Regions from separate parts of the Homo sapiens genome. Here all the other regions are linked to region 1. Evidence: chromatin loops called from intact Hi-C (ENCODE). Cell type or tissue: CD4-positive, alpha-beta T cell. All regions are shown on one strand.

Evidence for each region. A loop is a pair of places that touch in the nucleus more often than their neighbours do. Peaks named below come from ENCODE experiments on the same cell type or tissue, not always from the same donor. Only the 100,000 strongest peaks of a DNase experiment are listed, where the experiment ranks them.
Region 2: a loop joins it to region 1, with 18 times the contacts of the local background. A loop is called at or near these places in 86 of 110 quality-filtered maps.
Region 3: it touches region 1 in a loop (2.4-fold over the local background); 53 of 110 quality-filtered maps call a loop at or near these places.

Annotation. Positions count from the first base shown.
Region 1 is chr15:91,703,334-91,711,333 of GRCh38, reverse strand. It overlaps the pseudogene TRY-GTA12-1. Among named protein-coding and RNA genes, the nearest start is that of SLCO3A1, 150 kb to the left of the region's middle. In CD4-positive, alpha-beta T cell, CTCF peaks have their summits at 4,511 and 4,712 (motif pointing left); a DNase peak (open chromatin) is centred at 4,743; H3K27ac peaks cover 692 bases.
Region 2 is chr15:92,073,460-92,081,459 of GRCh38, reverse strand. All of the region lies in intron 2 of SLCO3A1 (solute carrier organic anion transporter family member 3A1), which reads right to left. Among named protein-coding and RNA genes, the nearest start is that of SLCO3A1, 220 kb to the right of the region's middle. In CD4-positive, alpha-beta T cell, CTCF peaks have their summits at 3,720 and 3,942 (motif pointing right); DNase peaks (open chromatin) are centred at 2,229 and 3,909.
Region 3 is chr15:91,856,843-91,864,842 of GRCh38, reverse strand. The region is part of intron 1 of SLCO3A1 (solute carrier organic anion transporter family member 3A1); the gene reads right to left. Among named protein-coding and RNA genes, the nearest start is that of SLCO3A1, 7.1 kb to the right of the region's middle. In CD4-positive, alpha-beta T cell, no CTCF peak of the experiment used is centred here; DNase peaks (open chromatin) are centred at 3,452, 6,862, 7,432 and 7,745; H3K27ac peaks cover 1,930 bases.

The DNA of each region.
Region 1 (8,000 bases):
CTTTCATTGTTTTCTGAGTTGAAGACTGAACCTTCAAAATCAAATAGGCTGTGTGAACTCAGGAGTAAAAACAGGTATGGAGAGGGGAAAAGAGAGTAGAGGCAGGGAGAGTCTCAAGCTTTTTTTATTGAAGCTTTCAGACTCTAGAAAATTCTTGGCAGTCAGGGTTAAGTGGCGTAGACTAAAGGAGTCAGTGTTGCACAACGGTTAAGTGAAGAGGCTGTAAACCCAGACTGGATGGGTTCAATTCCCATCTCTGCCGTTACTAACTGTGACCCTCAGCAAGTTAAATTAGGTGCCTTCATATACTCATCTGTAAAATGGGTGTAAAATAGTGACTGCTTCTCTGGGTAACTGGCACTTAGTCCAGTGCTAAGCATGTGGCAAATATTTAAAAATGTTAACTGTTAACAGACCTGAACTGACTTGCTAATTTGTCTGCAAATTAGCAAGACAAATTTGACATTTTAAATGACTGTCGGGAACTAATTTGTTTCTGGAATTAATTCAAGGTTATAACTTGACACCTTATTATTCAAGTATTAAGTCTGGCCAACATTTTTCCATTTTGTGATTTTGTTACTGAAAAGCGGTCCCAATCTAGACCCCAGGAGAAGGTTCTTGGATCTTATGCAAGAAAGAATTCAGATCAAGTCCACAGAATATAGTGAAAGCAAGTTTATTAGAGAAGAGGTAAAAGAATGGCTACTCCATAGGCAGAGGAGTGGCAAAGACTGCTTGACTGAGTACACTTATGATTATTTCTTGATTATATGCTAAACAAGGAGTAGATTATTCATAAGTTTTCAGAGAAAGGGGTGAGGAGTTTCCAGAACTGAAGGTTCCTCCCTTTTTTAGACCATATAGGGTCACTTCCAGACAGTGCCATGGCATTTGTAAGCTGTAATGGCCCTGGTGGGAGTGTCTTTTAGCATGCTGATGCATTGTAATTAGCATATAATGAACAGTGAGGACCAACAGAGGTCACTTTCATCATCATCTTGGTTTTTGTGGGTTTTGACTGGCTTCTTTACTGCATCCTGTTTTATCAGCGGGGTGTTTGTGACCTGTATCTTGTGCTGACCTCCTATCCCATCCTGTGACTAAGAATGTCTAACCTCCTAAGAATGCAGCCCAGCAGGTCTCAGCCTCATTTTACCCAGGCCCCGTTTAAGATGGAGTCACTCTGGTTCAAACGCCTCTGATGATTTTAATCAAGCCACTTTGATTTTGACCTTAGAGATCCCTGAGATAGAACAAGTATATGTAAATATTTCAGGTAAGACATTTGATGTAGTGGGGAGCCCAATGCAAAGGCTTTCATTATAAGTGCACCAATAATTTCAACAAGATTTCACATTACAATCATAAGAGTTAATATTTATAATATTTGAGATTTATAGAAACCATCACAAATATTAACTGCCTTTGTTCTTTGAGTTTCCCTCCTTTGCTCTTCAACAGGTAAGGTCTGTCTATTGATTCGGGGAAGGCAGGCAGAAAGTTTGCTTTGCTTTCATTTCCAAAATTCCCAGCCTTAAGGGAAATGCAGGTGCCTCTGAACTATTAAGTGGAAAGGATTGGAACGAGGAATGGTAAGTGAGGGCGATAGAGATATTAGTGGGTCCTGAGGAGAGAAATGCACTTGAACCTGAACTCCGATTCCTGGTTTTGAGTCCCTGAGAGGGTCAAGACCTCAGGGGAGTTTGGGAGACCACGCTTTGCTGAAAAGATAAGTTGATCTTTGCAAGATTTGTGGGAAATGTACAGTTCTGCAGTAAAAAAGTTGGTAGGTCTTCTTCAAGGTTGACCAATGTCTAGGACCCATCATGGAGCTTCTACCCTTGATGTCATCTAAACCTACTTACCTCCCAAAGGCCCAATTTCCAAGTTCCATTGCACTGAGGGGTTCAAATTCCATATGAATTTGGGGCAGATGGGCACAGTTCAGCCCAAAGCACCCAGTCACCCCTCCAGCCCCCATTCTGCCTGTGGAAGTTCCATGCTCAAGTCCCCAGGACCCACCCTTACACTATAGTTCCCAGCCTGGGCTTCTGCTCTGCCAAGAGTAGAAAATTCCACCACTTTAAATCGTCCCCTGCTCCTACCTCTCTTTAATTTGTCTTCTGCTCTATTTTCTTGCTCAAGTCAGCTGATGACTTTTCACAAAAGGAAAACGCAGGTACTTCTGGGCAAAGCAAGAAGGGATGCCCTGTATCACCTTCTAATAGCAAGAGGCTGGTATTCCTGGAGTTCTGGAGCATCTGCAATTGGATACCTTACGGCTGCTCCCTGAGATCACTGACTGACTTCTGAGATGTGTGGCTGTGGTGACGGGATGAAGTAGAATAATAACCTGGATTCACTGGACCCCAGGGATGTGTTTTTCACATTGTGTTTGCTCTGTGTAGACCCAGAGTTCCACAGATACACAAGGGAATGGGGACACTTTGTGGGTGCAGCTCTGACCAGTGGTCTAGGTGAACTTGCTTTTATTGGCTGGTAAGAGCCAGTTGTTATTTTTTATAAATTCTGTGATCTGGTTGTTAAACAAAACCATTAAAACTCAAAGTAAATAAACATGCAATTAAATAAATTAGTAAAAATAGAGAAAAATACTCAAAACTCACCATTTTTAGTTATTTTACTATATTTTTCCATTATCTGTGCTCTTGAGATTCCGTACGTCTATTTTAACTATAAGGCAAAACTAATATATATTATATATAACTAATATATAATATATATAACTAATATATAACGTATGTAATGAATATATCTTACAATATATAAATATATTATACTGCTACTGCGCATCTCTACCCAATTCTGTCTTCAGTGAAATTGACCAAGGTAGGAGTATTAACACACCACAGAAATTTGGAAAAGCTTCAAAACAGAACTTTTCCCCCTACGAGAACCAGTTGTTAATATAGTTAACATAGGCTTAGGGGTTTGGAAAATCTTGAGGAAGACCAGAGCAGAAGCCTAGGCTGTGAACTATGATACAAGGGCAGGTGTTGGGTACTTGAGCATGGAACTTCCAGAGGCAGAATCGGGGCTGAGTGGTGACTGAGTGCTATGGGCTGAATTATGCACCACCCCCTATGTTGAAGCCCCAACTCTCAGTGCGATGCTGTTTGGAAATGGGGCCTTTGGGAGATAATTAGGTTTAGATGGGGTCATAAGGGTGGAAACTCCATGATGGAATCAGTGTTCTTATAAGAAGAGATAAAAGAGAGTTTGCTGGCTCTTTTTCTCTCTACCATGTGAGGATACAGTAAGGAAGTCTTGAGGAAGTGAGCTCTCACCTCTCAAGAAACCAAATCTTGTAGTACCAGCCTCCAGAAGTGTGAGAAATACATTTCTGTTGTTTAAATCATCCAGGCCATGATATATTTCTGTAGCAGTTTGAGCTAAGACACTGGGTGAGGAGTATGAAAACACTACAAGAGGAGTGATGCAGGGCTCTGCAGGAAAGCCCAGGGGTCCTGCCAGTCAGAGCATCCTAACAAGGACATTGGTACCCTATGAAGCCCTATAGTGGAGACAACAGGCAGCTGAAATATTTTCAGACTTCAACCTGTGTCAGTCAGCGTATAATAAGGAGACAAAAAGCACACCAGTTATTTTAACAGAGAGAATTTAACATCAAGAATTATATCTAATTCTGTGAAAAAAGTCAATGGTAGCTTGAAGGGGGTAACATTGAATCTGTAAATTACTTTGGGCAGTATGGCCATTTTCACGATATTGATTCTTCCTATCCATGAGCATGGAATGTTTTTCCATTTGTTTGTGTCCTCTCTTATTTCCTGGGTACTGGTTTGTAGTTCCCCTCGAAGAGGTCCTTCAGATCCCTTGTAAATTGTATTCCTAGGTATTTTATTCTCTTTGTAGCAATTGTGAATGGGAGTTCACTCACGATTTGGAACATACACCATGGAATACTATGCAGCCCTAAAAAAGGATGAGTTCATGTCCTTTGCAGGGACATGGATAAAGCTGGAAACCATCATTCTCAGCAAACTAACACAGGAACAGAAAACCAAACACTGCACGTTCTCACTTATAAGTGGGAGTTGAACAATGATAACACACGGACACAGGGAGGGGAATATCATACACCGGGGCCTGTCAAGGGGTGGGGAGCTAGGGGAGGAATAGCATTAGGAGAAATACCTAATGTAGGTGACGGGTTGATGGGTGCAGCAAAACACCATGGCATGTGTATACCTATGTAGCAAACCTGCACGTTCTGCACATGTACCCCAGAACTTAAAGAATAAAAATAAAAGAATTATTATCTGGGTATGAAATAGTTATCTAGTTAAGTGAGGGTAAAAAAAAAAGACAAAGGTTTCAAGGTGTCAGAACAGCAGAAGTGGCAACCTCCTCCAGGGTTGGAGGAACAAAGGGAAGATCTTAAGTTTTTTTAAACGTAGAAACTCCGAGGAGGAATCCTGTGAATTGAAACTCAGATCCTTCAGGGGCCTTGTTGCTTGGTTGCAGCTGGGCTCTATGGGGCTGGAAGAGAGCAATCAGCTGCTTTTTGCAAATAGTGAAAAAACTAGTTTCAGCTGTTGCCACAGGAAGAAACCGCTGCTGCGGAGGGGAAGATAGCAAGGTGAAGGAGACTGTCACAAGCTGGAAGGAAACAAAGGAGCAAGTTACTCATCTCTCTTGCAGCCGCACAGTCTCCGTCTGGCGCCCTCTGTTGGTAGTGCCTATTCAAACACCAAGTGGATGTGTGACTTTCAGAGAGCTCAGAGAATTGACACTTCTGGATATGGTGTAAGGCTGCCCCTTGAAGTGGGAGATGATTAAGCCTAGATAAGGGCAAGAGCCTGAAGCTCAAGGAGAGACAGCACTTCCTTCTGCCAAATCCGAAACTGAAAGAAGAGATGGCCCCAATGCTTTCTTGCCAAAACGTTGCTTTGACTACTCTAATGTCAATTTAGGAAGGAAAAAAACATTGCTTCAGCTTTTTTAAGGGTTGAAAGCTTAAGGAGCAGTGTTTGGGAAATGAGTCAGAATTCTGGAAAAAGAATAAAATAGATATTTGAAAGAGAAGGATCTGAAACCAAGTGAAAGCCTTGATAAGCACATTTCTTGTCAGCATCTATTTAAGTGGCCCATTTAACATAGGGTGCTGTTAAGCTATTTTTTCATTAGATAGGAATTTAGTCATCTTATATGTTTGAGATTTTTAGGTATATTTTAAGTTTCAGAATCTTCTCTTATTCTCAGCTGACCTCCTTTCTAAAAAGAAGTGAGAACTCCATATCTCTGCCTTGGCATCCAGTGACTATCAACAAAACCCTAGTAGGTCACCTTTTCTGATAACAGTATCTGCCTCAGTAGAGAAAATCTTTTGTCCTCTAGAAAAGTATCTTAGCAGCTGAATCTCAATAGCTATGATCTACTGCTTACCTTTCCAGGGGAGGGCCAGGCTCCTTGGTTAAATGCTACAGGATGTAGCAGTGAAGGAGGTATAGTTCCTGCCTACAAGAGGTCATAATTTAATAGAGGAGGCAGCAACACAGCCAAGACAGTACTTGGAGGAGCCATAACTCTGCCCAAGGGTGGGTTAGGGGGCTTGAAGTAGTTAAAGAGTGGGCAATCTGCAGATAAAATGGCACATCTGTGGTAGCTTCTGAAGAACAAGCAGTAGCTTGCTAGGTAGAACAGCGAGAACATTCCAGGCAAGGAGAACTCTATGGTGTGAAAGAGGATTAACAATAGGGGGGGCTACAGAGAGGTCTCTGAAGATAAGAGGAGGCCAGGTCATAAAAGAATCTTACACGTTCTTTGAGGCATTTGACATTTATCCTGGAGGTGATGGGGAGCCATCAGAAGAAGCTGCTTATGCAGCAGCTGTGCAGTCACCAGTGTCTAGAGATGGCCCACGACAGAGATACTTTCATTCCCCCAAGAACTGCACTTCCTACTCCACATGGCTCATCGCACAAAAACCAATTGCAAAGGCTTAGACACAGAACTGTTGTTACTGATACTTCTGCAAATGCTAAGCTTTGGCTGTTCAGAGCGAGGCCTCCAACTAGTCCCTTCCTCTGTCTGCTTTGAGTTATATTAATTATTGTTGTGTAACAAACAACTCCAAAGCACAGAGCTTAAAACAACCATGAATTGTCATTGCTCATGGATCTGCAACAGGGCTGGTGTGGCTCTGCTCCACGTGCTTCTGATACTTCTCCTAGGACCAGCAGGCTATCCTGGGCATGTTCTCCCAGAGATGGCAAAAGAGCCAGAAGGTGGGTGAAACATGTGCATCCTCTTAAGGACTAGGCTCGAAACCATTCACTGTGTTATTGGCTGATGTAAATGTCATGGCCAAGCCCAAAGTCAAGGCTCACGAAAATACAACCTGCCCACAATGAGGCCATTAAAGCTGTGAAAGCAGAGAGGGATGAGAAATTGGAGCCAATAATACAATCTACTACACCCATCTTGGTGACTTCATTCTATGGATCCTTTTTTCCATTTTCTTCTTCCTCATTTGGATGGGCACTAACAGATGAAAACTTAAATTTCAAAATGAGTCTCAGGTCTCACTTCAGGTGGGCTACTGATAGTATATTTCTTGTGGTGGCTTTGTGCAGTGTCGACCTGGCTAAGCTAGAACTACATTTTCTGGAATTCCCTTCCCTGTTCAGTGAGCCCTGGTTGGGGTTGGCCAAGACAGAAATATGTCCCAGTTTTGGAAGTTAAGAGTCATATCATTAGGCACTGTCGTCACTCATGATCTTGGCATAGTGCCGCTGCCAAGCCTACCTCTCCTTCAGCTTGTGCAGGATTTCCTTCGTCAACTTCTCTGAATCTTGGCCAAGGTATACATACAACTCCCTGGTAAAAGGCACCAGTATGACCTGCATCATTGAGGTTGGAAACAAAAGTATGTCCAGATTCATTCTCATGGGTTCCAGTTTGTCCTTGCTTCCTCTGTTTCGTGTCCATCTTTTCTTTCTGATTTATTCCACTGTTGACTTCAGCTCTAACCTCAAATATAGAAGAAATAGCTTTACATAGACTGCTTAATAAGTTTTCACAGTTTTTTAAGGTCTAATTCTCATAATAGTAAATCTCTCATTCTCTCATTCTGTATTACTCATTTTGATTCTGTTTTTAAAAATCAAACCCTGATACATCTATGATTAGAATAGGTGATTTAAAATAGTTGAAAGGCAGATCATGGGTTGGTCCTATTTATTTGTTCATTCATGTTTTCATTCATCATCTGTACATTTACTGGGCATCTGCTACACGGTAATCCACTTACTCTGGATATAAAGGTCTATAATATAACTTCTATACAATAAGAGTCGCTGCCCTGGAGATAATCACAGTCTACAGAGAGCAATGCAATAAAGCAAGAATGATAATGCAATATGGTAACTGCTAATAATAAAGAAGCACAAAGTAGCACATGTATAGAAATATAGAGAAAGGTGTATCTCAAGCTGTTTGGGGGTAATTAAAGATCTTCCTAAGAGGTATTGAATGAGCTGCAATTTGAAGGATGAGTAGAAATTCATCAATGGACTAGCAGTTTCACTAGCAGTGTAACTTGGACAAGTTATTTAAATTCAGTGTCTCAACTTCTCATATTAGGATACAATATTGGGATAATAATTGTGCCCGTGTCACTGGGTCACTGTGAGGACGACATAAGTTAATACACATAAAGTGTTTAGAAGAGTGCCTGGCTTATCTGGTGAAGGCTGAAGAAATATAGTTACTATTGTAACTAACTGTTCCTATGATGATCACTTTTTGTCCTTGGTTTACTGTGCTCACTCACATCACTGGCCTAGAACAATGGAATAATGCTGAGCAAAGTAGTGAATAAGTAGAATAAAGAGATGAAAGAATACAAACTCCTGTGTCCTAAAATGCAATCTGTCTAGTGAGACAAAGGGCTAACTAACACTTCAGAGAATAGACTGTGATGCCATTCAAGTTTCCTGTAGAAACACCAA
Region 2 (8,000 bases), 370 kb before region 1:
AGGTGGAGGTTGCAGTGAGCCAAGATCGCACCAGTGAGCCGAGATCACAACACTGCGCTCCAGCCTGGGCAATAGAGCGAGACTCTGTCTCAAAAAAAGGAGAAAAAGAAAAAAAAAAGCACCACTAGTGGTACCAGCACTGACCAAAGAAATAGCTGGTACCCAAAATGCATTTGGGAGGTAAAGAGTAGAATGATGGTTACCAGAGGCTGGGAAGGGGGCAGGGGAGGTGGGGATGGTTAATGGGTGCAAAAATATAGACAGGATGAATAAACTCTAGTATCTGATATTGCAACAGGGTGACTACAGTCAACAGTAATTTATTTTACATTTAAAAATAACTGAAAGAGTATCACTGGAATGTCGGTAACACAAAGAAATGATAAATGCTTGAGGTGATGATGGATACCCCATTTACCTTGATGTGATTATTGCACATTGTAGGCCTGTGTCAAAAAATCTCACGTACCCCATACACACACACACACACACACACACACACACACACACACACACACACAGCTACTATGTATCCATAAAAATGAAAAATACCTACCTTCCCCCGCCCAAAAAAAATGCATCTGGGCACATGGGCTAAAGGAAGAATATGGACACAATTTGATATTCACCCTGGAAGGTGGAGGGGCAGCCATTCACCAAATGTGGCCAGACCAAAGTCACTGAGCATGGTGACAGAACCCAAATCTCTCGTAAAGCCAGCCAAAGCAGCACTGTATGCCGCCACGAGTGTGAGCACTCAGCACAGAACTCTGCCTGGTGTACCCCGTGTGGCCTCTGGGGCACCGAGTATGGCCCCTACTGCTGTCTGGTATGGGCATGGGCCTTGCTTATGCTGGTCTTCAACCCAGTTTCTCCTTCTCCTCCAGGGCCCTAGCGGTGCATCAAAAACTGATCCTCCATTCAAAGCCTGCCTTAAATACCACCTCCTCCAAGGGGCCTTCCTAGATTTTCTCTCATCCTTCACCTTCTCTCTTCTGTCATAGTACGTGACCTGAGACTTTTTCTATAGTTCTGCTTCTAGTTGGACTGGAGGAAAAAAAAAAAAAAACTCCATGTATTGGGCTTGCCATAATAATTGTAGGCTCGGGAAAAGCAGAGACCCTGTTTAAAAAAACACAAAAATCACCTTTTCCATAGGGGCAGTACAGCCCTGGAGGAGGGACTCCGTGTGTGTTGAACTGTAAACTGATTACTACCCAGGCCTGGGAGGGGTAGGAAGCCCTGGCCTCATGGAGAATAATTTGTATAACGATATCCCACAAAGCTAGACGACTTCAGGATGCTCGGGGAGGATCTGCAGTTGGTCAAAGCCGCAGCTGTTGCCACTCTGGGCTTCTCAACCTAGCTGAAAGAGGCATCTTTTCTTTCTCTCCAGGCCCAGCCAGGCCTTACCAGGGTGAAGGCACATGCCTCTCTGGCTGGCTAGCCGCAGGCCGGAAATCCATCCAGAGAAACAACAGCTTGTGCCTTCCTGAAGGGCCCGCATTCTGTGTGTGAGCCCAGTGGGGTCCTCCCAGAAGCTCTCTAGGGACATCCTCTCAGATGCAGGTTTTGCAGGCTCCCTGCTGTCCACACCCAAGCCCCCAGCAAGGGGCAGTGCAGAGACCGCAGGACCTTGTGTCTAGTTCAGGCTTCAAAGCTCTGCAGGACAACTTAGCAACAGCAGGAGGCTGTGCTCGAGGCACTCACCCCTCAAAGCCTCAGCAGCTCCATCTGGAAAACAGGGCAGTCACCTGCCCTGCTCTCCCCCTATTACGGGCTGGACTGTGTCCCCTCAAATCCATGTTGAAGCCCTGGCCGCGGGAACCTCAGCACGTGATTGTGTTCAGAGATAGGGCTTTTAAAGAGATTATTACATTACAATGAGGCCCTTAGATGGGCCCTAATCTGATGGGTGTCCTTAGGGATTTGGACCCAGAGACACCAAGGAAGCTCAGGTACAGAGGACAGACCGTGTGAGGGCACAGTGAGAAGCTGGCCGTCTGCTGGCCAAGGAGAGAGTTCTTAAGAGACCCATGGCCAACACTACCATCTCAGGCTTCCAGCCTCCAAAACTGTAAGAAAATGAGTGTCTGTTGTTGAAGCCACCCAGTCTATGGCATGTTGTTATGGCAGCCCCAGGAGACTAACACAGCTCCCAAGACCAGAGTGGGGATCATGTGGGCCAACACTTGAGAGGGTACTTGGAAGCTGTGGTGTGCCCCCTAGTGGCATGGAGTACTAGATGCATGTGGTGGGCCATCCAACGTGAATGCAGCCATCCCAGGGCCCCCAGATGTCAGGATAAAATCAGCACCTTCATGGGCATTGCTCCCTGGTTAGGACTGGCCGGGTGGAAAACTGCCAGGGAGCTCTGACCTGTGGGACCATTTTACTCATTATCGCTGGACCCCCTCACCGTGCCTAGCAAAGGGCAGGCTTGGAAATAAGTTTCCTAAACGTGGTACACAAGATAAACTGTTTCTCACAGGGCGCAAGCTCGAGTATGGCAGATGAGTCACAGGACATCAGTGAGGGAAATATCCCCATTCATAGCGTAGGGCCAGAGCTGGGTTTTGAGGCAGGTCTGTTGCTAGTGAGGATGACGGTGCTGATGCCTAGTGAGCTGAGGGCTGAGTTCTAGCACATTCCATGTACTACCTCATTTAATCGTCGCCACAACCCTATGCGCAGATACACTCCCATTTTAACGTAAGGAAACTGAGACACAGAGAGATGAAGTAACGTGCCCAGTGATACATGTACAGTAAGTGGGAAGCTGAAATAAAAACAAAGCAGAGGACTAAAGAAAGGGGAGGAAGAACAGGAAGAAGGCAGGAACAGCCTGGGCAAAGCAGGAACAGCCTGGGCAAAGGCAGAGGTGTGGGAGAGCCCCAAGATGTGAGGCAGACAGTAGACGGAGACCCTTGCAAACAAGAAGAGTCAGTGGTGTGGCTGTGTAGGAGATGGCTGGGCTGCAGCTGCCCGCGGAGGTGCGCCGAGGTCAGGCTATGACCTGCCTACAGCAAGAAGCACAGCAGCTCCTGGGCTCAGGTGTGTCCTGCTCAGGCTATGTGGCCTCAGGGAGACACCTGCTATGGAGTGCTGCTGTGGAGGTCCCTGAGGCTCGGAAAACCTTGGGGATGAGCCCAGGCCTCAAGGGCAAGACCCAAGTCAGGCCCTGTGCTAGCCAGCTCTGGTGCTCCCAAAAGCCAACTTGTGTAGTTCCCAGTTATTTCTCACTCTCATTCACTAGCATGCTCAGGTGTTCACTCAATGGGGATATAGCGAACTAACTCGGTTTCTGCTGCTCCACAGTGGAAAGCCCACTGCTACCTCGAGATCCAGCTCTGTTGATGCCATGAATAATGGCAACAACAAAATCATTCTTAATTAAATACCCGCCATGTGCTAGGGCCTTTAGACACTGCATAGAATGTAATCCTCACAACCCCGAGAGGCAGGTGTCTTCACCATCAGTTTATAAATGAAGAAATGGAGGCACAGAAAAGTTACATTACCAGCCTGTGGCCACACAACTGCGTAGGAGCCCAGGTCCTGCAGGATCCTGCACTTCCTCCCACTCAGAAAGGGGAAATGGCAGCAGAAGGTTGAGGGCTTTGGAAATCCCTCTAACTCTAAGCTAATTTTAGAGAAATCTAATTAATTCCAAAGGAACCAGCGCCTGCAGAGTGCTGAAGAACCTGCTCAGAGCCATATCCCTGCTGGCTCTGGGAAGCCCAGGGTCCTGAGGGAGACAGAACTGAGCTTTAGTGGCATGGGGCCTCTACTTGGGACTCCACCCCGCACCTACAGTGTGGGGGATCTCTGGACCTTAGTTTATCCATCCTCACCTCGTGCTCCACCACCAGTGGAAATGGCGGCAAAGGCTCAGGTGCTTCCTCTTGTCACCAGAGGGAGCCAGACGCTTTCTCATGCCAGGGAATGCCTGCCTCACTGGTGTGGCTGAAGCAGTGCAGTTCAAGGTAGGAGGGTCACCAGCTCCTCTGAGGGTGGCTCCCCCGCCTGTAGGAGGACACGGCGGGGCAAATGACTCTGTGGGAGTCTGTGGTAATCAGTGAAGGTCCTCACGCCGTGTCTGTCAAAAAAATGACCATCTCCGAAAAGCCCAAGAAGGGAAGGGAGGCCTGCTATTACCCCAACCACAGGGTAATAGAAGGACCCATATCAGGGACCTCCCTGATATGGTTTCGCTGTGTCCCCACCCAAATCTCATCTTGAATTGTAGCTCCCATAATTCCCACGGGTCGTGGGAGGGACCCCATGGGAGGTAACTGAATAATGGGGGTGGTTACCCTCATGCTGTTCTCACGATAGGGAGTTCTCACGAGTTCTGATGGGTTTATACGGGGCTTTTCTCCATTTTGTTCAGCACTTCTCTCTCCTGCCACCATGTGAAGAAGGAAGTGATTGCTTCTTCTTCTGCCATGATTGTAAGTTTCCTGATGCTTTCCCAGCCATCCTGAACTGTGAGTGAATTAAATCTCTTTTCTTTATAAATTATGCAGTTGTAGGTGTGTCTTTATTAGCAGCATGAGAATGGACTAATACACTCCCCAATCTCATACAGTCCGTACTTGACTCGGTTCATCTTCCCAAAACATATTAAATCACACTCATCCCCTATTTTAAACCCTCACAGGCTTCCTGACTCCATGCCAGGCTGTGCGACTACAGGCAGATGGGGCTCTGAGTGCAGGTGGGGACCTGGCTCAGGGCCTCCCTCCGAGTGTGTGCTGACTGGTGGGGATTGCCCTGGCTGGTGTACGGTGCTGGTGTACAGTGTCCAAGGAGGCCCGTGAGCACCAGAGTGAGGCTCAGCAGAATGAGAATCAGGCTCTGGGGGCAGAGTGGGTGGGCTAGCGGCAGGTCCCTGGGGCACTGTCTATCCGTGGATTCATGCCCAGGCCCCATGCAGGAGCAAATGAGTAGAGACTCAGTGATCATGCATAGGGCACAAGATAGGGATGGGAGCTGGGGTTCCAGGATAAAGCAGAAATCCTAACATCAAAACTACGTCCTGCATCCGGGGAAAGTACTGAACATGCAGCAGAACATAGGCTGCATCAGCAGAAATCCCTCCTATCTAGAGGCAGGGTTGGTGTCCTGAGGTTCTGACTGGGAAGGGCAGACTGCAGAGGTGCTAGCCAGGTTGGCACCAGCTGCACGCAACCGATGCATTCTCACCCCTTTCCAACCTCACCTCCAGCGGGGCCCCTACACCATGGGTTTTGTTTGACGAACGGTGGAAAACAGTCAAGATGTGAGTCAAATGCAAATTTCACCCTGATTTTATCACTAAGGGGGACACGGCCGCTTGCTGACATGACAGTCGGCTGATTTTGAAGCCTGGTGAAAACTAAGGATGGATTATTAAACTCTGGATTTATGTGTTCTGCAAGCAGGGAGCTGTCACTGTCAGAAGTCGACAGAGTTTAGCAGGAACAAGTCACGCCAGACCAACTTCATTTCCTCTGCAGTTTTCTGATAGGAACAGGATGCTGATTAGATTGAAGACAAGTCATAAACACATTATACTGTGAGGCAAGTACAGACTGGACAAAAACACTCACTCACTATATGAGAGAGGGAACCATGCATGATGCTGAGACACAGAACTGGCGGAACCATCTCAAAGCCGTGGAGCAGATGTGTGAAGTCCTGTGGAGCAGGATGGAGGTCTTGGCCAGTGTGCCAAAGGGTCACTCCTATCCCATTCTCTGCATGTGGGATGGATACACTGGCATGTTATGCCCATTTGAGAGGGAAGATTCATACACTAGAGGTAGACTGAGGATTCAACATGGCCAAACTATCTGTCTGAAAGGGAGCCAGCATTCGCCTGCAAGCACTTTAGGATGGGCTGAGGAAGGTATGGAGCAAGAGCTCATCAAGGCAGGAAGAGCTGCAGCGGAATGGAGCTTCAGCATGAGTTCCCACCAGTGATGCACTTATCCCAAATGCCCATGCAACCTCCGTGGCATTAACAGAGTCAGGGTTACAAAGGGGCAGCCCCCATATTCTCATAGAGTCAGCTGCCAGTGTGGTCAGTCTGGAATGTGACATTTAGAGGGGGCCATACCATGCTGGATTACCTCCTGGAGGGGCTTTTGGGAGAAGTAAGGATCTAGAAGCCGTGCCATGTAATAACTAAAGGACTGGAGAAGTTTAGCCCCAGAAAACACAATGAGCAGGCAGCAAGGCTGGAACACTGTCATGGGGAATAAAAGCTTAAGCACCAAGTTTCCCTCCAGAAGCCAGAGTCGGATTCAGGATGCAGTCATAAGATAGCAGGTGACAAGGAACATGGAGCACGGGGGACTGGCTGTCTTCAGAGGGGTAGTGAGCTGCTCACCACCAAGGGTATTCAGGTGGAGGCCAAGTGCCCAGGTATCAGGGTTGAAGGGAAGGGCATTCCTGCTGGGTGATAGGAAGGCAGACTGGAGAGTCCCCAAGTCTGAACAAACTGCCAAAACTTTCTCAAGCATCTCACCATCCCAGGCATCCAGAGGACCCGGAATCCACCTCACTGTTGGCTCTATGCCACGGGTGTGAAGTACTTTCCTGAAGGGGCAGAAGTGATTACACTCAGCACAGGGAGGAAGCAGGATGTGGGGCTGCCTACCAGAAAGCCATGTCAGCTCCTGGCCACCCCCCACCGCCCTGCTTGTCAGCTCTCTCGAGATTCCCAGACTGAATCAACATGAGTTGCTTAATTTCTCTGCGTCTCTGTCCTGGAAGATGGCTTTTCTGGAAAACTCATCCTTGCAGGCAGTGTGTTCCTCTAGAGAAATCTGAGCATCGGGGTTCTAACTCACAGGCTGGAAAATGGAGGCCAGGTATTGCTGAGGAATGTCTCCTCTAAAAAAGGTAACAAGACAGACTGGTAAATAGCAGACCTTCAGGGCATACCACGTTCACCTGGGCAGATCACCTGGTGAGGTCCTTAAGGCCCACCTGAGACCAGAACTGGAGAAACGATCCTCATAATTGGAACAAACAATATGAGCTTTATTCTTCTGGAAGATCACTTCTGGTTCTGTTTGCAGATGAAGGAGAGGGAAGAGACAAATTGTGCACAGCAGGGAAGCAAAGTCAGCCTCTGACTGCATCTTTCGGGTTGGTGTTAACTGAATGGCTCAGACTTCCTGCATCAGCAATGGGCAGGCAGCAACTGGGCCTTTAAAAAAAATTATAAGGAAAATGACTGTTTAGTTCTGACACATGACAGGCTGGCTTGAAAGAAGATAGGTTCTCTTTATTTTTTCAGAAGGAGTTTCACTCTTGTCGCCCAGGCTGGAGTACACTGGGACGATCTTGGCTCACTGCAACCTCTGCCTCCTCGGTTCAAGCAATTCTCCTGCCTCAGCCTCCCAAGTAGCTGGGATTACAGGTGCCTGACACCATGCCCAGCTAATTTTTTGTACTTTTAGTAGAGACGGGGGTTTCACCATGTTGGCCAGGTTGGTCTTAAACTCCTGACCTCAGGTGATCCACCTGCCTTGGCCTCCCAAAGTGCTGGGATTACAGGCGTGAGCCACGGTGCCTGACCTCGAGCATAGGTTCTCTTAAAGCAGTGGTTCTTAACCAGTGGCAACTTTGCCCGCCAGGGAACACTGAGCCATGTCTGAAGACAGTTTTGCTTGTCACAATGGGCTGGGGTTGCTGCTGGCATCTGGTGAGTAAAGGCCAAAAATGCCACTGAACCTGCAATGCACAGGGCAGTCTCCACAACAAATAATTATCCGTTCTAAAATGTCACTAGATGAGATGGAGTTGAGAAACTACTCAAAAGCCACCGAAGTGCAATTGATCTCAAAGCCTTGCTTGGCACACAGTCCACTTGTGGTGTAAGCAGGAAAGGATGTGGGGAGCTCACTGGGATCTGTTTAATATGGCTTGTCATTTGGTACTTAGAATTGAATAGGCTTGAAGAATGCTCTCTTTTCTGCCAAAGGAAAAGATGAAAACCTGAACCC
Region 3 (8,000 bases), 150 kb before region 1:
AAATGAACACCTGTGACCATCACTGTTGGGCTCACCGGGTGCAAAAAGCAGCACCAAGGCGACAGACCTCAACAGGAGAACACTCAGCTTCCTTTTGGGGGATTTAAATGTGTCACTTGTCACACAAAATAGTTCCCCTGATAGCCTTGGGTGCCACAAGCCCTTGAGCTATTTTTAATCACCTCCCTGTCACTGTTATTTTTAAATACAAAAGTATTCCCCAATGAAATCCTAAGCATCAGAAGGCAAATAAATATAAATGTATATATATTATCTGTTCACTCCATTAAGGATAGGTAGGGTACCTCTTAGAAAGCATTAAGCCTATTTAGACAAAAAAAAAAAAAAAAAAGAGGAACATTTTAAAAGAGAATAAGAGAAGTGATTTTTCCCCAGTATTCACCAAAACAATATTTTTATTTATACTTGTTTATAATTGCTATTCCCAAAATTAAAACTATCAGTTGTCTTTCCTTCCTGGCTGCTCACCTGCTTATACCTGCCAGCGAATGTGAGCTGGCTCCGGAGGGTGGGGCTGCACATTTGGGTAAATGCCTCAATTCTGTGCCCTGATTTTGCCTAACATGAAAGCAATGAATGCAGAGATTCTACGATGTTATACTTAAGAAGACCTAAAAACAGGCCCACCCTGGGCCACAGAAACAATATGCCTGTTGGACAGTCGATTGCACATGTCCATCTCTAGAAATCGAACAAGGTTGTATTTGGATTTAGCCCAAGCACTGCTGGCTCCACGTGCCACTCTGAGCCTAGTGCAGCAAGGAGAACCTCCCCATCTGCTTCCATCAAGTGCAAGCTGCAAAGCTGCAAAACTGCTCACTGGCTTTTTGATCTATTTATATGCATCTCCTTGATGCATGTATACAGCTTGGCAAAGGTAAAGGAATGGTGCTAATTTATGGTTTTTGTTTCCAAAAGATATCCTCTCTTTGGCTGGCTGAGAAACTGTCACTGGCATGTTAAGCCTCCCAACCTACAAAGTATGTACCAGCACTGGGGAGGCGACACGACATGCCACACAATAAGTCAGGAGTCTTGCCCTCAGTTTTTTGCATAAGGACAGGAGAGGCTTCTCTGAAGCTCTTCTACATCTATTTCATGGGCCTGGCTCCCTTTAAGTTTCTTCTCCTCAATCATCACTCCGGCCAAAAAAATATGCTCCTTTCCTACATTTCAGGAGGAGGTTGGAAAGCTGAACTTGACCGTGTGGTGTGCTGTGCACCCCACGCATGTATAGCTTCAAGAAGAGGATGGTGTGATGTGCCACACTGGAATACATGCTGCTTATGCAAAGCATCCCACAAGACACAGTAAATTCCAAGTGCTATCACAGCAGCACTCTGAGAAATGAAACGGCCAAAGGATGGTGTCTGTCACAACCGGCAGTGGTTGTACTCACGGCCATCCCACTACACTGCACGAGCAACCTCGAAAGCCAACCTTAAGGGGGCCCTGCCCTCCACCACCCTGAAAGCTACAGTGACCACAGACCCAGGACAAGCCTCCTGTACCCCTGGAGAGAAGGGGAGCTGGTGCTGACAGCACAGCCAGCTGAGTTCCAGGGGGACAGCTCTAGGTGGCTCTGTGGATCTACTTTAAACAATTCTCTGACCCAAAAGCCAACAAAGAGATTAATCAGCCCCACTGTTTATTTTACAGGTTGGATCACCATAATTGAATCTTACATAATAAACACATATGGGTCCATGCTGCTTAGAAATTTTCATCTTCATTAAGGGAATTCTTAGCAGAGTAAACATAAGACTTTAGGTGCTGTATTTTATAGCTTATATAATCAGCTGAGGGCAGCTCTCCCAATTTCAACCTGCTTATATTCAAGGTGGTAATTTCTCCTTCTAATCAGCTGAAGTTGGGAGACAAATTCAACAATTAGAAACAGCCTGCCTATTTTACATAAGCCTCTTGCAAAGGGGGTGAAAGACAATAGCCATTCCCATTAATATTTTACAGTAGTCTTTAAATGAAAAACATCATTGTGACACTTCTCCCTACATCAACCTTGCAAGTGCAGAAATGGCGGTAAAAATAATCACTTCTAACTCCCTCAAATTCCTGTAGTTTTGTGAGCAGGGATTTAGTTTGCCTTCTATTATTTTCTCCGGAACTATTTGTTAAAAGCCTCATCAGCCCCTGCTCATTTCTTCACGCTCTGCACAACTAGAAATTTAGGTATCAATGGACGGAGAGCCAGAAGAGACTTTAGAGCTACCAAGAAAGTCTCAAGGCCTATCTGAACAGGTTCATTATCCAGACACCCAAAAGTTGTCCCAAAGGACAACCTGGCAGAACAAATGTGGTAGTCCCATCACTGCCTATGGGATGGGTTTATGGGCACAGCCTGTTCCCAGAATTTTCAGAGGGCAAAGATTTTAACCAAAACCAATGCTAAGGCTGAGGTGAGTGGATCACTTGAGGTCAGGAGTTCGAGACCACCCTGGCCAACATGGTGAAACCCCGTCTCCACTAAAAAAAATACAAAAAATTAGCCGAGTGGTGGTACGCGCCTGTAGTCCCAGCTACTGGGGAGGCTGAGGCAGGAGAATTGCTTGAACCCGGGAGGCAGAGGTTGCAGTGAGCTGAGGTCATGCCACTGCACTCCAGGCTGGGCAACAGTGTGAGACTGTCTCAAAAAAAAAATAAAAAATAAAAAAATAAGACTTCATCATTACAGTCAGTGGGCTCTCTGAGTCCATTACCAGATAACTTAAAATGCCACTTGGACTATTACGTCCATGAAAAGGAGAGTACTGAAAAGTCATGGCAGGGGTATTTATAAAGGAAATCATGAGGGCAAAAGGGAAAGATGAGTTCACACTTCTTCCTGCCCCACCCGCCCCACCCCACTGAAAAAAGTAGGGCTTGGCAAGGCACCGTGGCTCACACCTGTAATCCCAGCACTCTGGGAGGCCAAGGCAGGTGGATCACTTGAGTCCAGGAGTTCAAGACCAGCCTGGACAACATGATGAAACCACCCCACACCCCATCTCTACCAAAAAAAAAAATAAGAAAACTAGCCAGGCTTGGTGGTATGTGCCGGTAGTCCCAGCTACTTGGGAGGTTGAGGTGGGAGGATCATTTCAGCCTGGGACGTCAAGCTGTGATCCTGCCACTGCACTCCAACCTGGATGATAGAGCAAGACCCTGTCTCAAAATAACAACAACAACAAAAGTGGGGCTTATGGCAGCCTATGTTACTTTTTGCTTTTAAATATTTTCAATGTGTGTTGATTAGGAGGAATAAGTGCAACTATTGTCTAAGTTCAGGAAAGTACTAATGACCAACTATTCCGTGTTTAAAGAGGAATGCCCAGTCATATGGGAAATAACGAGGCTGTTAACACCGTTTCTACTAAACAATCGAGCTGCTAAGTCCTCAGTAAGGGCTTCCCTTTTCAGAGGCACTCGACTCAAAACCACAAAGAAGAACCGAAATAAAGAAGTTGGGAGTCACCAACTGCTGAGGTTCTGTGTACATCCAAGGGAATGTTTCCAGTCTCTGTGTTGTCACTGGAACTCATGGATGAAGGCTCCCCTGGCTTGCTCACTCCACACCTGTGGCTGCACAAGATTCAGTGCTTTACACACAATTCCTCCCTCGGCAAAGTCATCAGAGTGACCCGGCTTTGGGGCTCTGAGGTCTTCTGAGCACAGACTCTCTCCTGAAGCCTGTGGCATTTGAAGGTGAATCTAAAAACTCACCTAAAACATACACTGCCACCTGATTCACTGAGAAAGGCCCAATTCCTTCTCTATCCTTCGCAAGGACAGGTGTGACCAGACTGGGGGCGGGAAGGCTGCTTCTAAGACTACAGATGGAACGGGAGTGGTGTTGTGCAGAAGGTATGTCCGTAAGCCGAGATGGATGAATCCATGGGATGGGAAACCAGGTTGCAGGAACAGGTCCATTGTTCTGCTTATGAGAAACCAAAAAAAAAGACCAAGCGTGGGGAAATGCCCACAGACCTGCTTGCCAGAGTCCACTTAATACTGCAAGAGAACACGAGGTGAAGGCAGCAGACAAGACGTGAGACCTGAGCCCCTCTGGGCAACCAAGGCTGAGCTCTGCGAAGGCACGTTTTAAACAAGGCTGCCTGGAGGGCAGCATATGTCCACAACATATGTCCCTTTGTCCTCGCCCTCCTGACACCTCGGGCTCCCTTGAATTGGTCACTCAGCCTTTCAGCCAGTGAAGCAGAGCAAGCTTCAGGAGCCCAGATCACCAGTTTAGGAAACAGAAGCCTTGGCCTCACACAATATTCCAAATCCTCAGCTCCCTGGGAGGGACTTTTGTTGGTGCTAATGTCAACGAGCAGGGTTATACCATTACTGTTAAAGCAACTGTGGAATACTGTACCCTATGAGAAGTACTCTATCACATGACTATTTGTTTAAACCTCACAACCATCTGTAAGATAAGCTTGATCATTATCCCCATTTTTCAGATGAGGCTATTGAGGCTCGAGTAAGTGAAGTTGCCAGGAGCTGGGAAATAGCAAGTCTAAGTTCAAATCCAGGTCTTCCAACTCCAAGTCCAACATTCTTTCCACCTACCCTCAGCCTTCAGCACCCAGTGGCCACAGACCACAGCAAGAGATACTGAGGACCTCCCAAAGTGAAGCATCAGGGTACCTGCCCCGCCCAGCCAGTCCTGCCTGCCCTGCTTTAACCTCCTTCAAGTACCCATGGACTGTAAATGATCAACATGAATCACCATTCCTGCAGTGGGCTCCTCTCCCATGTGACTAATTTTTATAGCATCTTTAAGATGAAATGGATTGCTATATTTATAAGGGAATAAACAGAATTAGCAACTGATATTTAGCTTATTACTTGCCCTTAAAAACTTTTTACCTCCCAGACAAAAATGTCCATGTAGAATAGGAAACTACTTGAATATGCAATTCACTAAACCAAAACTAAAGTTTAATTGAAATAATTTTATTTCTCATTGGTTGGGGCTACACGGTTATTATGTTTGCAGTAAATATGCATAACCATATTATTATTAATAGTAATAGCTAATATTTCCTGGGCACTCACTATGTGCCAGATATTGTTCAAGGTGCTTTACATGTACTGACTCAGTTCATCCTCACAGCAAAACAGAGGGTAGGTACTATTATAACCCCAGTTATAAAATGAAAAATTGAGGTACACAGAGATTAAGTAAACAGCTCAAGGTCACAGAGCAGGTAAGGGGAGGACATAGGCATGAATCCCAGTCTTCTAACACTCATCGAATAAGCGACAGCTGCCACAGACACTTGCCTTTCTCCACCTTGGAACTGTAATCATTTAACTTGGAGTTTTAACCATTAAGCAATAATTTGTCTCATGCTAACACATAAACACTTAGGCTACATAAAATACAAGTGTCTTTGAATCACATCAATTCATTTATCCTATGAGCCAAGGTCCATGATTCCACTGTTTTTCCTGTTTATATCTGTTTTCCAGATACAGACATAGAAACCGAAAATAAAAATGAATTGAAAGAGTAAGGATGCTATCTTTCTGGCCTACAGATTACCAAAGGCATTTCCGAGAGGCAAGAAAATACCGAGATTTTCTTCAGGGGAGAACGGTTCCAAATCCATGTGTCAACCATACAGTCAAAGTTACCATTGAAATGTCCCTTCGCACCTTCAAAAAGTATGGCATACAATATTCATTGTATGCAACGCTGTACACAAACACGTATGTAAATATGCAATGCATGCGGCAATGTACAGAATAGAGTACATATGCAGAAGAGAAGTACTTTGACTCCACTTTAGAGAAACATGCTTATTAAATGATGCATGTAGTGAAATCTGCGCGAGTTGGAACTAAAGCCAGAGAAATGCAGCTAGTAGGGAGTTTTATTCTTCACTCTTTCTGCATGAAATGCAGCTGTATCCTCATCATTTTTGCAATACTACCCTTGTTCATCCAGGCCAATCTGCTAAGAGAATACAGTCCCTGATCAAGGCAGCACCTCAAAGTTTGCTTTTAGGTGTGCAAAATAAATTCACAGAGACCCTGTTGGTGGGGCTGCCTTTGCCCAGCAGTTCACCAATGACTTCGTGCAAGAAGCAGCCCATGCAGCATAACAGAAAACACGATTCCAGCAGCACCCAAGATGAGCTGCAAATGCTGGGCAATTGATTAGCAAGGCGGTGCCACTGCAGAGAGGCCTCTTGGCGATCCTTTTCATAAGGTGTCTAAAATTGAATGAGGGGAAGAGTTAACAAAATGCAGGATAGAGCCCTCGCTCATTTTACAACTCATTCAGTTTCTTCTATTGTTAAATACACCAACAAAAACCCCCTCACAAACAAAGATAAATACACAAACCTGGCTGAAAAGAATTTTCAGAAACACCTTTTTCCCTTAATAATTATTAACATTTTGAATCTAGCTATAAGGAAAAAAAAAATCAAGGTAATTTTATTTCTTACTACCTGGGGCTACATAGTAATTATGGAAATGGCAAGGAATTTTGTCACTTTGAGTAAGCATAAGTGTATAAAATAATTTGATTAAATAAAATACGGTTACCTTAGTCATCATAGTAATTTGACAAGGACTTTAAAAATGTCTCTCTCTGTTGAAAATGTCAACAGACAGTTTCCTGAGCTGTCTGCTTCTGGGTTGAATATGCAGAAACTCATCTTCGAAATGATGTTTCTTTAGAAAAAAAAAAGGAGTAACAAACCTAGCAGTTTCGCCTCACCCATTAATTGCAAGCCCACTTGACTATTCTCAGGCTGAAAGAAAAAGTGTGACTACAAAGCAGTGAGATAGAGCCTCATTAACCACACTCAGTCATCTATGTCATTATTTTGTCACCACAACCTCAAACTTATTTTTCTATAACTCTAAATAGGGAAATACCTACCCCTTGTTCACAGGAACTCCCTTTGTGCCCCACCCAGGAAACTAGACTGGCCTTTTTTCAGTTTTCAACCTGAGGAAATTCAAATGTATTTGTATGTATGCCTCAAACTAATCATCTAGAAGTGTCAGAGGCTTTAATTTCCTGTACACACCCTTATCTACTCCAGTCCTCAGTAATTTGATACCACACAGAAACCTCTATATGCAGGGCTACCCTCAGCGAGTGGCTTAAAACATTTTAGGGGGTCTCTGCAAAACACCAATAGGCACACACAAAATGACTTTCTCCCCATGCAGTTCTCATATGCCTGCATCTTCTCCAACCAGTCCAAGACTTAAGCACATGTTACATCCTTGCAAACAGGACTGGAGCCACTCGAAGCCAAAACCCAAGTAGAAGAAAATTAAATTGCATTCTCTGTTCCATACAAAATGACTATCAAACCGAGCAGGCCTCTCCTCTTATGCTGCAAAAATTATGTCATAGCCAGTCAGGAGGTTTAGGTGACTATGATGGAACATCCCTGTGACTATTGGTTTATCTGAAGCATGGTTTCCAGTTAAGATGTTTGTAACCGTAATAGATTTCAGAATCCACAGTTGGCCCAGGTTGCACCTGGGTTACTTTATCTAGATCACTGAGTCTGGCTTTCAGGATCAGTGTCTTTCTGTACTGCCTGACACCAAGGCAAAAGTTGCAGGCCCCCAGCCTAGCCTAACAATTGATGGCCTTATATACAATACAGTTTTCCTTTGAGTTTCCTCCCTGGGCAGGTTCTTGGTGGAAAACAAACACATGCATACATACACACACACACAGACACACACACACATTTTCTCTCTCTCTCTCTCACACACACACACACACACACACACACACACACACACACACGAGTCCTCCTTCTCAAAGTTGCTTCTTAAATCACAGGCAACCTTCTGCTTCAGTTCTGCAGTTGGGAAGCCTACACTAGTGTCATTCAGGACACTGAGAAATTTGTCTTTTCAGAAAAAAATAAGGAAATGAAACTGCAATATTTTAAGGCACCTGGGGAGATGAAATAAGAAGGTGGACTCTGGGA